Regions from separate parts of the Mus musculus genome. Here region 1 is linked to region 2. The links are chromatin loops, found by intact Hi-C in ENCODE. Cell type or tissue: heart. All regions are shown on one strand. Links, peaks and the distances in the headings refer to the core of each region. The heading gives the core; the rest is flanking DNA.

The links. A loop is a pair of places that touch in the nucleus more often than their neighbours do. Peaks named below come from ENCODE experiments on the same cell type or tissue, not always from the same donor. Only the 100,000 strongest peaks of a DNase experiment are listed, where the experiment ranks them.
Region 1: it touches region 2 in a loop (3-fold over the local background); 5 of 42 quality-filtered maps call a loop at or near these places.

Annotation. Positions count from the first base shown.
Region 1 is chr12:69,419,395-69,425,567 of GRCm38, reverse strand. No RefSeq gene overlaps it. Among named protein-coding and RNA genes, the nearest start is that of Gm40434, 39 kb to the left of the region's middle. In heart, for the core only: no CTCF peak of the experiment used is centred there; DNase peaks (open chromatin) are centred at 417 and 2,547; H3K4me3 peaks cover 105 bases; H3K27ac peaks cover 1,016 bases.
Region 2 is chr12:69,499,559-69,505,731 of GRCm38, reverse strand. Gm31512 (a long non-coding RNA gene) reads right to left here. Exons shown (of 3, transcript XR_381638.4): 2 at 4,360-4,692. Among named protein-coding and RNA genes, the nearest start is that of Gm31512, 5.4 kb to the right of the region's middle. In heart, for the core only: no CTCF peak of the experiment used is centred there; DNase peaks (open chromatin) are centred at 3,241, 3,591, 4,211 and 4,981; H3K4me3 peaks cover 337 bases; H3K27ac peaks cover 2,460 bases.

The DNA of each region.
Region 1 (6,173 bases), core at 371-5,370, 80 kb after region 2:
TACACATGCATATGCACACACATACACACATAGCATATACACATACAGACACGTATACACACTCATAGACACATATATACACATGAATATGCACACATGTACACATATAGGCATATACACATACACACATATACACACTCATATACACATATACATACTCACATAGGCATATATACACATACAGAAGTATGCACGCAAGCGCACGCAAGCGCGCGAGCGCGTGCGCACACACACACACACACACACACACACACACACACACACCACCCATACAGACAGGCACAGCCACATCCCTAGAGAGAACAAAGGGTATTAACGCCTTACCAGCTTTAGCTTTCCTTTAATTCCCTTGAGGGATGGCCCTTTGTTCCCTGGAATGTTGCTTCTGCAAAAGCTCTACTCAGGCTCAGAACTTTGCAGATTTCTGACCCCTGACCCAGACTCCTGCCATGCACTTGGCCCTCCCCGCTCCTTGACTCCTGCATCACTTCCTGTTCAGTGAATATTATTGTAGCGACTCCCCAGCTCGGGACTGAGCGACTTGTCAGGCGCCTAAGTTTAGACTCACATTCTGCACTTCCCAGCTCTTACTCTGCCCTGAGCGTGGGTCCTGCTGCTTCCTGGCTGTTAGGAAAGAGGGTAAACTCAAGGACCACAGATGGGAGAGCTGTTTCATTCCCCTGCTTATACACAGAATATCTCAGAAAAAATAGAAAGAGGTCCATGGTTAATCTCTCCAAGAAGCAAGAAAATACTGTGATCTATACAGCAGTAAATAAAGAAAACGCTGTTTTAGAAGAGTTAGCAGTGTGAGGGACAAAAGCGGTGTTCACAGACATCTCCAAATCGAAGTGCATAGAGGAAAGGTGACAGTGGCCAGCAGTGCCCATTCCCCATGGCTGTCACCCCTCGATGCCTGTTCAGCATTGAGGTTGGACACAGAGAACAGGTGTAGACTACAGCCTAAATCCAGGCGGAAAGGTGTCCCATCTCGGACCTGGAAGCAACGGGAGGAACAGCCTCAGAATGTGTCTAGCAAGAGAATCATCTTAGAGAGGTTGGTTGGAATCCAGGACTCAGGACAGGGGACAAAGGTTCTGGTGGGAATGAGATCGATGGGACCTAAGAGCCCATTCCAACCTAGACTGAGACAGTGAGCACTTTTTACTTTCTAAAGAGTACCCAGAAGGCATACGCAACCAATCCACACATTATAAATCTTTACTGCCTAATTTTATTTTTAAAGAAAAAAAAATGGTGCTTTTGATCTCTTGCTTCTCTCCTGCTCTTGCTCTCCCCTTCCCCATTCCCTTGCCTTCCTCCTCTCTCCACATGCTCATGGCCATGGCCAGCCTCTACTTCCCTACTCTCTCACTCCCTCTGCCTTTCTCTGCCTCTACTACCCTCGTAACTCCCCACCCCATGCCCTGAATAAACTCTATTCTATACTAAAGAAAAAGAAAAAGAGAAGGAGGAGGAGGAGGAGGAGGAGGAGGAGGAGGAGGAGGAGGAGGAGGAGGAGGAGGAGGAGGAGAAGGAGAAGAAGAAGAAGAAGAAGAAGAAGAAGAAGAAGAAGAAGAAGAAGAAGAAGAAGAAGAAGAAGAAGAAGAAGAGAAGAAAGAGAAGAGAAGAGAAGGAAAGGAAAAGAAAAAGAAAAGAAAAGAAAAAGAGAAAAACGTCTAGCCAGATAGCTCAGTGGATAAAGGCACCTTGCTACTCTGCTTGAAAACTGGAGTCTGTACCTAGGACCTTCTTGGTGGAAAGAGAGAACTGATTCCTGAAAGGACAATTTATCCTTTGACTTCTGTATGTGTGCTGTGGCAGTATGGGCACATACTAAATGTAATAAAAGAAATAAAAGCGAAAAAGTTGAGCCAGGCATGGTGGCACTTGTCTGTAATCCCAGCACTCAGAGGCAGGAGGATTGTAAATTCAAATCCAGCCTGGACTGCAGATCAAGATGAAGGGGTGGAATTGGGTTGGAAAATTTTAAGTAGAACCAAGATATTTTTAAAGATTATTCTCCTTAATTTTCTACTGTATACTTAAAGGTCTTGTTCGTTTAGCTAAAGTAAGAACACTGTCCCTCTGAGATGTGCCTCTGTATTCTCCAGCTCTGGGTCTCTGAACACACCAATTAACAAGATTTTGAGAGCCACGGCTCTAGGGGCCTCCAGGTTGGCCACTAGCCAACAGCAAGCAGGTTCTGGCTGGTTGTCCATCAGGTTTGGAGAGCTGCTCGGGGCCCGGCCCTGAGGTGTGGTGAGTAGCCTGAGCAGGCACAGGCAGGCTTCTGCTAAACTCCGTAGCAGAGTAGGTGTGCCTGCCCACAGGAGTACCCCAAATTCTGAGGCAGGAATCTGGGGCCGAGATTCAAAGCCCCAAAGCAAAGCAGAGTGAGGTTTAAAATTCAGAGAGGCCTGAGTGCCCCGCACCTATCATTTTCCTCATGGCCGACCGCTCTTCCGGTGAGGAAGTTTCCACCACGTGAAGCAGTAAGTGTTAAACAGAGCAGGAAGTACAGCTGCACGGCTGAGCCTCCTCCAGACCGGAAGCTGCAGTCCACGGTGGTAAGAGCTACTACACGAGTACACCAGCCCTTTCCCGAATCTGATTGACAGTGGCCGAAGGATACAGAATGCGGATTTTGATTGACTCATATTTCTTTCTTTCCGTTTCTCAGCTGCCACACCTACCCCGGCTATAAAAGGCTTTCTAGTCTATTATTACATCAAGAACAGTACAGTTTCTCAGGGGGACCTCCCTACCCTAAGGAGTTTTCCACTTTCCTAAGGAAGAGCTTAACATTCTCGGTGTTCGTTGATTCATCGCGTTTGCTCAGCCATCCATCTTTATGTCAATAGGACTTGCACGGAGCTGGGTAGATTCACCACAGTAAGCCAGGTTGCACACTAGAACCAGGCTTTCAGCTGGTCAGAAGTTCCCGCATTGGGCTCCACTGCCCGACCTTAGACATAAGCTTTTATTTCTTAAGCATGACCACTGGGGTTCAAAAGAAAGCAAGTCAGAGTGTCCAAAGTAGAAATGTAATATATGAGGCATAGAAAAGAGAAGACCATATTTTTTTTTCATTCATTTGTTTGTTTGTTTGTTTATTTATGGGGTGGGTAAATCTATCAGTGTGTACGTGGACATCCTGGGACAGCCCTGAGCATTCTTTCCTTCCCCAAAGTGGGTCACAGTGATTGAGTTTAGCTTTTCAGTCTTAGTGACAAGAGTCTTTACCCACCGAGCCATAGAATCCACCAATGCCTCCTTTTTGTTTCTAGAGACTGCCAAGCTTGGGGGCTTCATCCTGACGTCCTGGCGCTCAAAAGGCCGAGGCAAGAGGGTCCCTGCCATTTCAAAGGCAAATTGGGCTGTGTAGTTCCAGGCCAGCCTGGCCAACAGTGTGAGATGCTGTCTCAACAGAAAAACAAAGGCAACCATTTCCAAGCTAGGGATGGTGGCTGAGTCCAGAGAATACAAGTTTGAGAAAATAAATAAAGCCTGGGTTTCAGGAAAGGCGGGTCAGCGGATAAAGTGCTTGCTGCACTAGCATGAGAGCCTGAGTTCAGATCTTCAGCATCCATGTAAAAGCCAAACATACATGACACATCCGTAACCACTGCTGATGGGGTGGAGACAGGCAGGTCGCTGGAGCTCACAGCTAGCTGGTTTGGCCTGAGAAGCTCCAGTGAGAGAACTGGTCTTTACGGAAACTGGAGCGGGAGTGCGCGCATGCGTACAGAGAATAAGCTCAATCTCACAAGCGCTCGGCCCTAAGTGAGATATCCCTATCACACCCCTCCCCGCAAGGCTCCAGGATCTGCGCAGAAGAGCAGATGCAAAGATTATAAGAGCCGGAGGTGCCGATGACTTCAACGCCATCAGGCAGATGCTTGTAGGAATTTACAGCAATTGTGACAGCACACGCCTGATAAAGATCACAGCATGTAGAAAGAGAGGTAGACGCGAGGTTCCAGGCCTAACAGAGGGGCTGTTGGCACTTGATTGCTACTAGAAAAAAGAAAGTTAGTTGTCCTTAGTGGAATGACAATTGGTATACAGATCACACTCCAAGGGCAGGCTCCATGACTAGGAGTAGTTGACAAACTGGGGTTTTGTTTGTTTGTTTGTTTAACTTTTTAATTTTTAAAAGAAAATGGGTGGGTAGGGAGGTTGAGAAGAACAGTGGGGGAGCTCTGGAGGGGTGGTCAAATGGTCAAAATACATTGCATGAAAGTCTCAAAGAATTAATAAAGACATCATTTATTTCAATTTAAAGATTTATTTATTTTTATTCTATGTGCATTGGGGTGTTTTGCCTGCATGCATGTCTGTGTAAGGGTGTCAGATCCCTGGATCTGGAGCTACAGATATTTGTGAGCTGCTATGTGGGTGCTAGGAATTGAACCCACAACCTCTAGAGGAGCAGCCAGTGCTCTTACCAGCTGAGCCATCTCTCCAGTCCCTATTTTCTCAATTTAAGAACAAGGTGGAGAGTGATAGAGGATGACTCCCAATGTCTGCCTCTGGCAACCACACATGCACACATAAACAAGTGCAGCTGAACACACATGTGCACGTATGCTCTTATAACACACACACACACACACACACACACACACACACACACACACACACTCGAATTCTTTCCTGTTCAGCACATGACACAGCTTCCTGCTGTGTTGAGAAGGGGCAGGGCAGCAAGACTGACTGCCCCCTCTTCTCTGCTTTCTAACTTCCCAATGGCCCCTTCCTTCCAGCTGAAGGACCTTTCCTGTCCCTGGACCACCGTGACCTCTGACAACCCCTTTTCTGCCTTCCTTGCTCTTTCCCATTGAACAGTTCTCCCCCAGATACACGGTCTGAAAAAACCTCCCCTTTACTCACCTTCTGTGACCAGGCTGGCCTCAAACTCACTCACTTCCCTGCAGCGGCAGCCTGGACTTTGGGAGGACTGGGTTCTCTCCCAAATCTCCTGCCTCTTTGACTGCTGCATCTTCTTCCTCTGTCCATCCCGAATGCCATTTAAAACCTATGCCCTCTCTGGATGTCTGCTATCCTTGTGGCTTTGCCTATTGCTTACAAGCTGATAAATCCAAAGATCTGTGTCTACCTTTGAACTCTCTTATGAGGCCATTTTCCAGACCATTTCCAAGTGTATTTTGTCTCCACCTTTGTAGCCTGGAGGCCACTGAATGAACAAGTCTACATCCACACTCGGCCATTGTTTCATTTCTTATCTACCCTCGACCCCTGGAAAATGCCTAGATTTTTAACAACCTAAATGGTATCTTCAAATAATGGAATTGTGTGAAATTTTATTACCAAGAAAGGGCCATAAGTTTTAAGTTACAGTCAATGATTCCAAAGATACAGGGTAGTACAGGGACATCTGTGACACCGTGACTAAAACAAACCAGTAAAAGCCCTGGGAAATGACCTGAGAGATTACTGAATAAAGAGGTTCCAGAGGGATAAAGATGTTAAAATGGGAGTTTAAGTGGTGTGTTAGAGAGAGCTGGTAAAGACCAGACATGCCTAAGAGTTAAGAAGTAATTAACTGGTGTGGCTTGCTTAGATTTAAGTTACTTGGGCTTATTTTTCTAATCGAAAAGATCAAAGGGCACCACTACCTAACTATAGCATTTACTGTTGGCTGAATGGCTTTGCCTGATGGAACTGCCCAACAGGGCAGGAAAGCATTCTTCCAAGAGAGGAACTGTGTGACTCACAGCCTTCCACGCGCTCTCTACAGAAGCTCTCTCTACAGCAGGGTTTTGCCTAGGGCACACACCATGGCAAGCCAGTGCCGGAGGACCAAGGGGAAGTGCTGAAAGAGAAGAGCAATGCTGGGAAGCTGTGTAGCATCAATAAGGCCATGGGTTCAATTCTCAGTCCCCACTTACCACCAAAAAAATAGAAAGGGTCCAGTTAAAAACTTTACTTCACCAGATCTGATGATATGCCTGTAATAAAGGTACTTGGGAGGCTGAGGCAGGAGGACTACAAGTTTGAGGCGTGGCTGAGCCCTGAGCTATCTAGCAAGATGGCTGTTGCTAAACAAATGAACAAACCAACCAACCGTGCAACAATATCAGACCCAAACTCAACCAAAATGTTGGAAACTTCTAGTCTTACCAGCTGACTTCTGGACGGCTCAAACA
Region 2 (6,173 bases), core at 802-5,801:
CTGGCCTTGAACTCATGGTGGTCCTCTTGCCTTTGCCTTTCAAGTGCTGGATGTAAAGGTGAGACACAGAGAAACCGTGTCTCAAAAACCAAAAAAATAAATTTAAAAAATTAAGAAAAAAATAAACCAATGGCAGAAGACTGAAAACGCCTCCAAGGGCCACATGTACCAACATGTAACGCACAGAAAAGCCCCTGCATGCCATGCCTGCATGCCACGTCTGCATGCCACCCCTGCTTGCCACCCCTGCATGCCAGAGAAGAGGGGCTGGGCCTTTCCCAGTCCTCTGAACACTTCCATTCTCAGGAGTGAGTGTCCTTCTCTTTCTTATCAGTTTCTAACTCCATCACTGCCCATGTATCCCTGGTCCAATTCTTTATTCCATGATACAAGAACCTGAATGTCTCAGTGGGTATCCTGCATACCCTGACCCAAAGCAATAACAAAGAAAGAGAGAGACAGGCCTCTGCTGTAGCTCCCTCCTCTCTCTCTCTCTCTCTCTCTCTCTCTCTCTCTCTCAAGTATCTACTTTACTTTATGTATATGTGTGTGAGCCTGAGGGTATGTGTGTAAGCCTGAGGGTATGTGTGTGAGCCTGAGAGTATGTGTGTGAGCCTGAGGGTATGTGTGTGAGCCTGAGGGTATGTGTGTGAGCCTGAGGGCATGTGTGTGAGCCTGAGGGTATGTGTGTGAGCCTGAGGGTATGTGTGTGAGCCTGAGGGCATGTGTGTGAGCCTGAGGGTATGTGTGTGAGCCTGAGGGTATGTGTGTGAGCCTGAGGGTATGTGTGTGTACTGCATGTGTGCAGGGCCAACACAGGTCATCAGATCCCTTGGAACTGGAGTTACAGGAAGTTGTGAGCCACCGTGTGGGTGATAGAAACCAAAGCTAGGTCTTCTGCAAGAGCAGTAAGTGCTTTTGATCACCAAACCTTCTCTCCAGTTCAGTCCTTCTCCTATGAGGATGGCAATCTCATGGATACCAGCCCCACTCTGAAGTCCTCAATAGCCTAGTTACTCCCTTAAAGGCCCTGTCTCCAAGAGCATCGGTCCCAACCAAAGTCAAGGCTACAGCATAAGAACTCTGGAGAAACACAATTCGGTTCTTAACAAGTTAGAATAAGAAATGAATGGTTGGGGTGAAAAAAAATTTCACACTTCCTTGTCATCATTGGGAGTGGGAAATATTTTAGACAAATATTTGCTTCTAGACAGAGCTGAGCTGAGCTGAAGGTGCCGTAGTCGGTGATTCCCGAAGGCAGAGGCAGGTGGGGTTTTTTTTTTTTTTGGTCTGTTTTAAAGTGAAGCACATTTATGTTTTTATTGTGAGTAAGTATGTGTGTGTATTTGTATACGTGCAACAGTGCACCTGTGCAGGTCAGAAGACAACTTCCCAGAGCTGGCTCTCGCCCCCATCTTGTGGGTCTTGGGGATCAAATTCAGGTCATCAGGACTGGTGGCTGACACCTTAACTTACTGACCCATCTGTAAGTTTGGTTTGGTTTGGTTTGGTTTGGTTTGGTTTGGTTTGGTTTGGTTTGGTTTGAGACAAGGACCTTGACATCCTGAGTTTTCTCCATTTTCAAGTGCTGGGATTAGAGGAATACACTAACATGCCTATCCTTTAACACACACACACACACACACACACACACACACGAAACAAAAAGAAACAAATAAAATAAAACAGGTTTTTATTATTTAGCTTCCTCCACCTCCTAAGTATTGGGATCACAGATTTGTGCTAACACATCCAGTTGGTAATGGAGATTTGAGAGCCCACTGCATGGGACTGAGGTTTGGGTTAGAAAGTTTATGGACATTCTTTTGTTTAGAAACACACACACAATGATTGAAAGCATTGAGAAAGAGAGGTTTATTTTATCTTACATCATGAAGGGAAGTTAGAGCAGGAACTCAAGGCAGGAACTGATGCAGAAACCCTAGAGGAGTGCTGTATGTATACTGGCTTCCTTTCCCTGAATTTCTTCTCTCTCTCTCTCTCTCTCTCTCTCTCTCTCTCTCTCTCAGACAGAGTCTGTTTATATAGTCCTGGCTGTCCTGGAACTTGCTATGTAGAATATGCTGACCCCCTAAACTCACGGAGATCTGCCTGCCTCTGCCTCCTGAGCGCTGGGATTAGGCAAGTACCACCATGCCAGGCTTTCAGCTACCTTCCTTTCAGCCCAGGACCATCTGTCTAAGGGCAGTACTGCCCACAGTGGCCTGGGCCCTCCCAAATCAATCATGGTTCAAAGAAGAAGAAAAAAAAAAAAGTCCCATGAAGTTATCTGCAGGTCAATTTGGTGGAGTCAGGTTTTTCTTCCCAGATAGTTCTAGCTTTTGTCAAATTCACAAAAACAAACACGAGAGAGAGAGAGAGAGAGAGAGAGAGAGAGAGAGAGAGAGATTGCTCAGTGGGTAAAGTGCTTGCCTCCAAAGACCAGAACCCCTGTCAAGAGCCAGATGCAGTGGTGAAGCCCTGTCATCTACCCCAGCCACAGTGAGCAGGAGAAGAGCTGGGAAGGAGAAGCCTCAGGGACAGCCAGCCCAGAGTATGCAGCATGGCAGAAACAAGAGAGACCCTGCCTCTCGACAGGGCAGAAACTGAGACCAAATCCCCAAAAGTTGTCCTCTGATCTCCACACACAGGTGTGCACACACAAATTAAAAAAAATAAAAACCCCCAAGAACCGCCCTACACCATAACCAATACCAAGACCATTCCGTGAGAATGGATGCACACACCGCCCTTGAGGAGAGGAGGGAAAGGGAGGAGGGGACAAAATGTCCACATCACCCCACCAGGATGGAAACACCCAGGGCAAGCCAGACTGTCCACCTCAGCTGTCTGCATATCTAGCAAGGCAGGTAGGGCCAGGCTGGGGTCTCAGGAGGCCACATGGCCTGTGGAACTCATCAACTGTCCCTGAATTGCTGAATTTTTTAACGGAGTGGATCAAGTTCGATTAAATGAAAGCCAGAGACTTGTTCTCTGTGTCCAGAACTCATCCACAGGCAGCCGTTTCCTGGAGTCCTGCTTCAGACTCACCAAGTAGGTATTTCCTCCACCGTGAGGCAGCTAAACTGCTTGCCTGAGGTGGGTGCTGGAAGAGCCGGTGAGCTCAGGCACACCACACTGCTTCTCCAATGCTGCCTGGCTCTTCCTCGGAGAAAGCTCCTGACTCCAGCACAATTCTAGGCCGGCAGGAAATCACATGGATTGGTCATCCCTCCTCCCACCCCTCCCACACTGGTGAGTGTGTGTGTGTGTGTGTGTTTGGTAAGAGTTTGGCTACTGTCCTGGGAAGCTTTCCTGAAACAAGACCAGGGCTGTTTTTAACTAATATTGAGAGAAAAGTGTGACCTTGCGCTGAGAAAGACTTGCACTGGTTTGAAGAAAGCTACAGAGCAGGCACAATATTTGCATTTTCTCTTACTTGGAGAGGCCACCACGAAAGCAGCCACGCCCTGACCAGTCTTTCTGAGAGCCCTGGGTTGTGAAAGAGTGTATCTGGACGTTCCCTTGGCGGGGGCCCTCATACAGTCTCAGTGCGTATTGGTGTCTCGTGCCTCTTGACAGTGTGGCCTCCGAATGAGAAGCACAATCGTCCCCTTTGTTCCTGTTGGCAGAAACTGGCTTCTGGCTCTAACGTCTTCATTTCCTCTACATCTTTGTTTCCTTTAGGACACACACACACACACACACACACACACACACACACACACGCTCATGAACAGCTGGAGAAATGAGGTGCTTGGCTCACAAACAACAGACTCTGACAGAGCCGCCCATCCTCCCCAGCTGCACCAAATTAACTTGGCATGATTTTGCATACTTCGCAGTCATGCATTGCAGAGGGATGCTTCTCCGCTCCTGTTGCTGGCTCCTGACCTCAGAGACCAGGCAGCCCGCCCCCACCCCTCCTGGTTTGTTTATACCTGTCGGTCTTCTAAAAGGAAGGAAACAGCCTTATTCTTCTTGTATCTTTAAAATAGAAGCTCCCCAGAGGTTCCAGATCTGCACTTCAAAGGCAATAGAAAACCCTTACCCAGTTCAGCCAGCTTCAGGAAACTAGTGCTTTTAGTTACAGGTTTCCTGGAGCAGGGGACCTCATCTTGGGGTGTGCACACGAGTATCAGGGAGTCTGCAATTCTGTACCCACCAATGAATGAGTTTGTTTGAAAAACCAAACGGGATTGTGTTCTCCTGCATCCTTGTGGGATGCTGTTGTTCATGACTTGGGAGTGTTTGTACTCTACACAGGGTGAGGTGTGACTAACAAGGAGCACATGAGAAACCAGTACCTGGTGCCTGTTCAGCCCTTACTCCAAAAAGCATCATCAGGAACTGTCTCACCTGAAAAGCCAGAGTCCTGAAAAAGTCATTCTGTTCCCCGAAGTTTCAGAACAGCCAGAGGAACCTCCACTTGGAGGTGCATGGCTTGTACGGTTCGTCTGGTTAACATCCGCACCAGAGATGTTCTCGAAATGGTGTTCAGGAAGGAGCAAGGATAAGTTCAGAGTCCACAGCAGCTCTTCCCACAGCCTGGAAAAGTTTTCTCAGCCCCACGCATCTCTCCCCAGGCCTCAAGGGAAGCTTCCTTTAAGCTGATTGTTTGCCTGGGTTTTGTCTCCTGGAGCTGAGCCTTCCTGGAGGCCTCTGGTGAAAGCACTCATTCACTTTTTTCCCCTAGGAAAAATGCAAAACCAAGAAAGGAAATGCCTGTTTGTTTGTTTGTTTGTTTGTTTTGATTATTGTATAGTGAACTACTCTTAAACTCGGCAATTTAAAACATTGGGTGTCATCTCTCAGCTCTGCTGGTTAGAAACCTGGCTTGCCTTCTCTGGCGGCTCTGGCCTGTGGTCTCAGCTGAATCATTCATTCGCTGAGACTGAAGTTAGACCAAGACTGCTGGGGAAGGACCTGCCTGCAAACTCAGTCATGTGGTCGCTACAAGCTTAGTTCCTTTCTGGCGACTGCCCAGGGACACACAGCTCCTCGCGGCCCAGCCTCTTACTCTCTGCCTGCCTGTCTTCAAGACTTGGTGGCTCCATTCTCCCAGAGTGAGTGAGCCAAGAGAAACATGGAAACCAAGACAGCGGCTGCACTTCGGTCTCTCTCCCCTCCCCTCCCCTCCCCTCCCCTCCCCTCCCCTCCCCTCCCCTCCCCTCTTCTCAGCACCCTGTTCTAGATTATATAGAACAGAAGCCTACAGGGTGTGTCCAACCTTGAATTGCATGTTTTGAAAGCCAACAGTCATTTCAAGTATAAAGACTGAAGTACAAAGATTCTGCGTCTTATTTATACTCGAAAAGAAGCCATCTGCCAACATTCTGGGAAGCACAAACTGATAAATAATTATACTTGTGACTATATCAATTCATTCCAGAAACACCAGATACATGCATGTATCTACCATGCCAGTGTCTAGGGACCCCATCTTGCCTTTTCACAGGGACTCTTAGGATTTGAACTCAAGTCCTGCATGCATTGGGAGCACTCTTACTCACGGGAGCCACCTTCCTAGCCCCATAATCTATGTAATTTATAAAGAAAAAAATTGTTGTGCACACAGTTTGGAGGGCCGGACACTTCAAGGGATGCTGCCAGCATTTGGTCAGGGCCTCCGTGCTGCACTGTGACAGAGTGGAAGGGCAAGTGTGCCAACTCAATTTCTCCTCTTGGTAAAGCCACTGATGCCACCATGGGGCCTCCTCCACCCGTGAACTCATCCAACCCTAATTACCTCCCAAAGGTCCCGCCTCCAAATAGCATCAACATATGAATTTGAGGATTCGATTTCTAACCTAAGAATTTGGGAAGGCTATATTGACGCCCCCGTAGTCTGATCCTGGCTGTGGGAGCTGTCTGTTGAGCGAGCAGAGCCAGGTGTCATGTGATCCTCTTGCTTTCCTTTCTGTGTGTTCAACACCAAGAAATACCAGCTCCTCAGGGCCCAGAGACTCTATTTGGGCGGTGAACTGTTTTATGCTGTAAAGAGTTTCCTCTACTGTCTCAAGCATTCCCTGTTAGCTCTGAGTCCTTGTGACTCTGTCATCTCTTGACACAGTTAGCAATGCCTGAGCTATCCCGGGCAGCGTCCTGGGTGTCTGGTCACAAATGCTGGGATTCTGTCCTCAAGGTTTGGACCTCGCCTTCAGGGAAGCTTC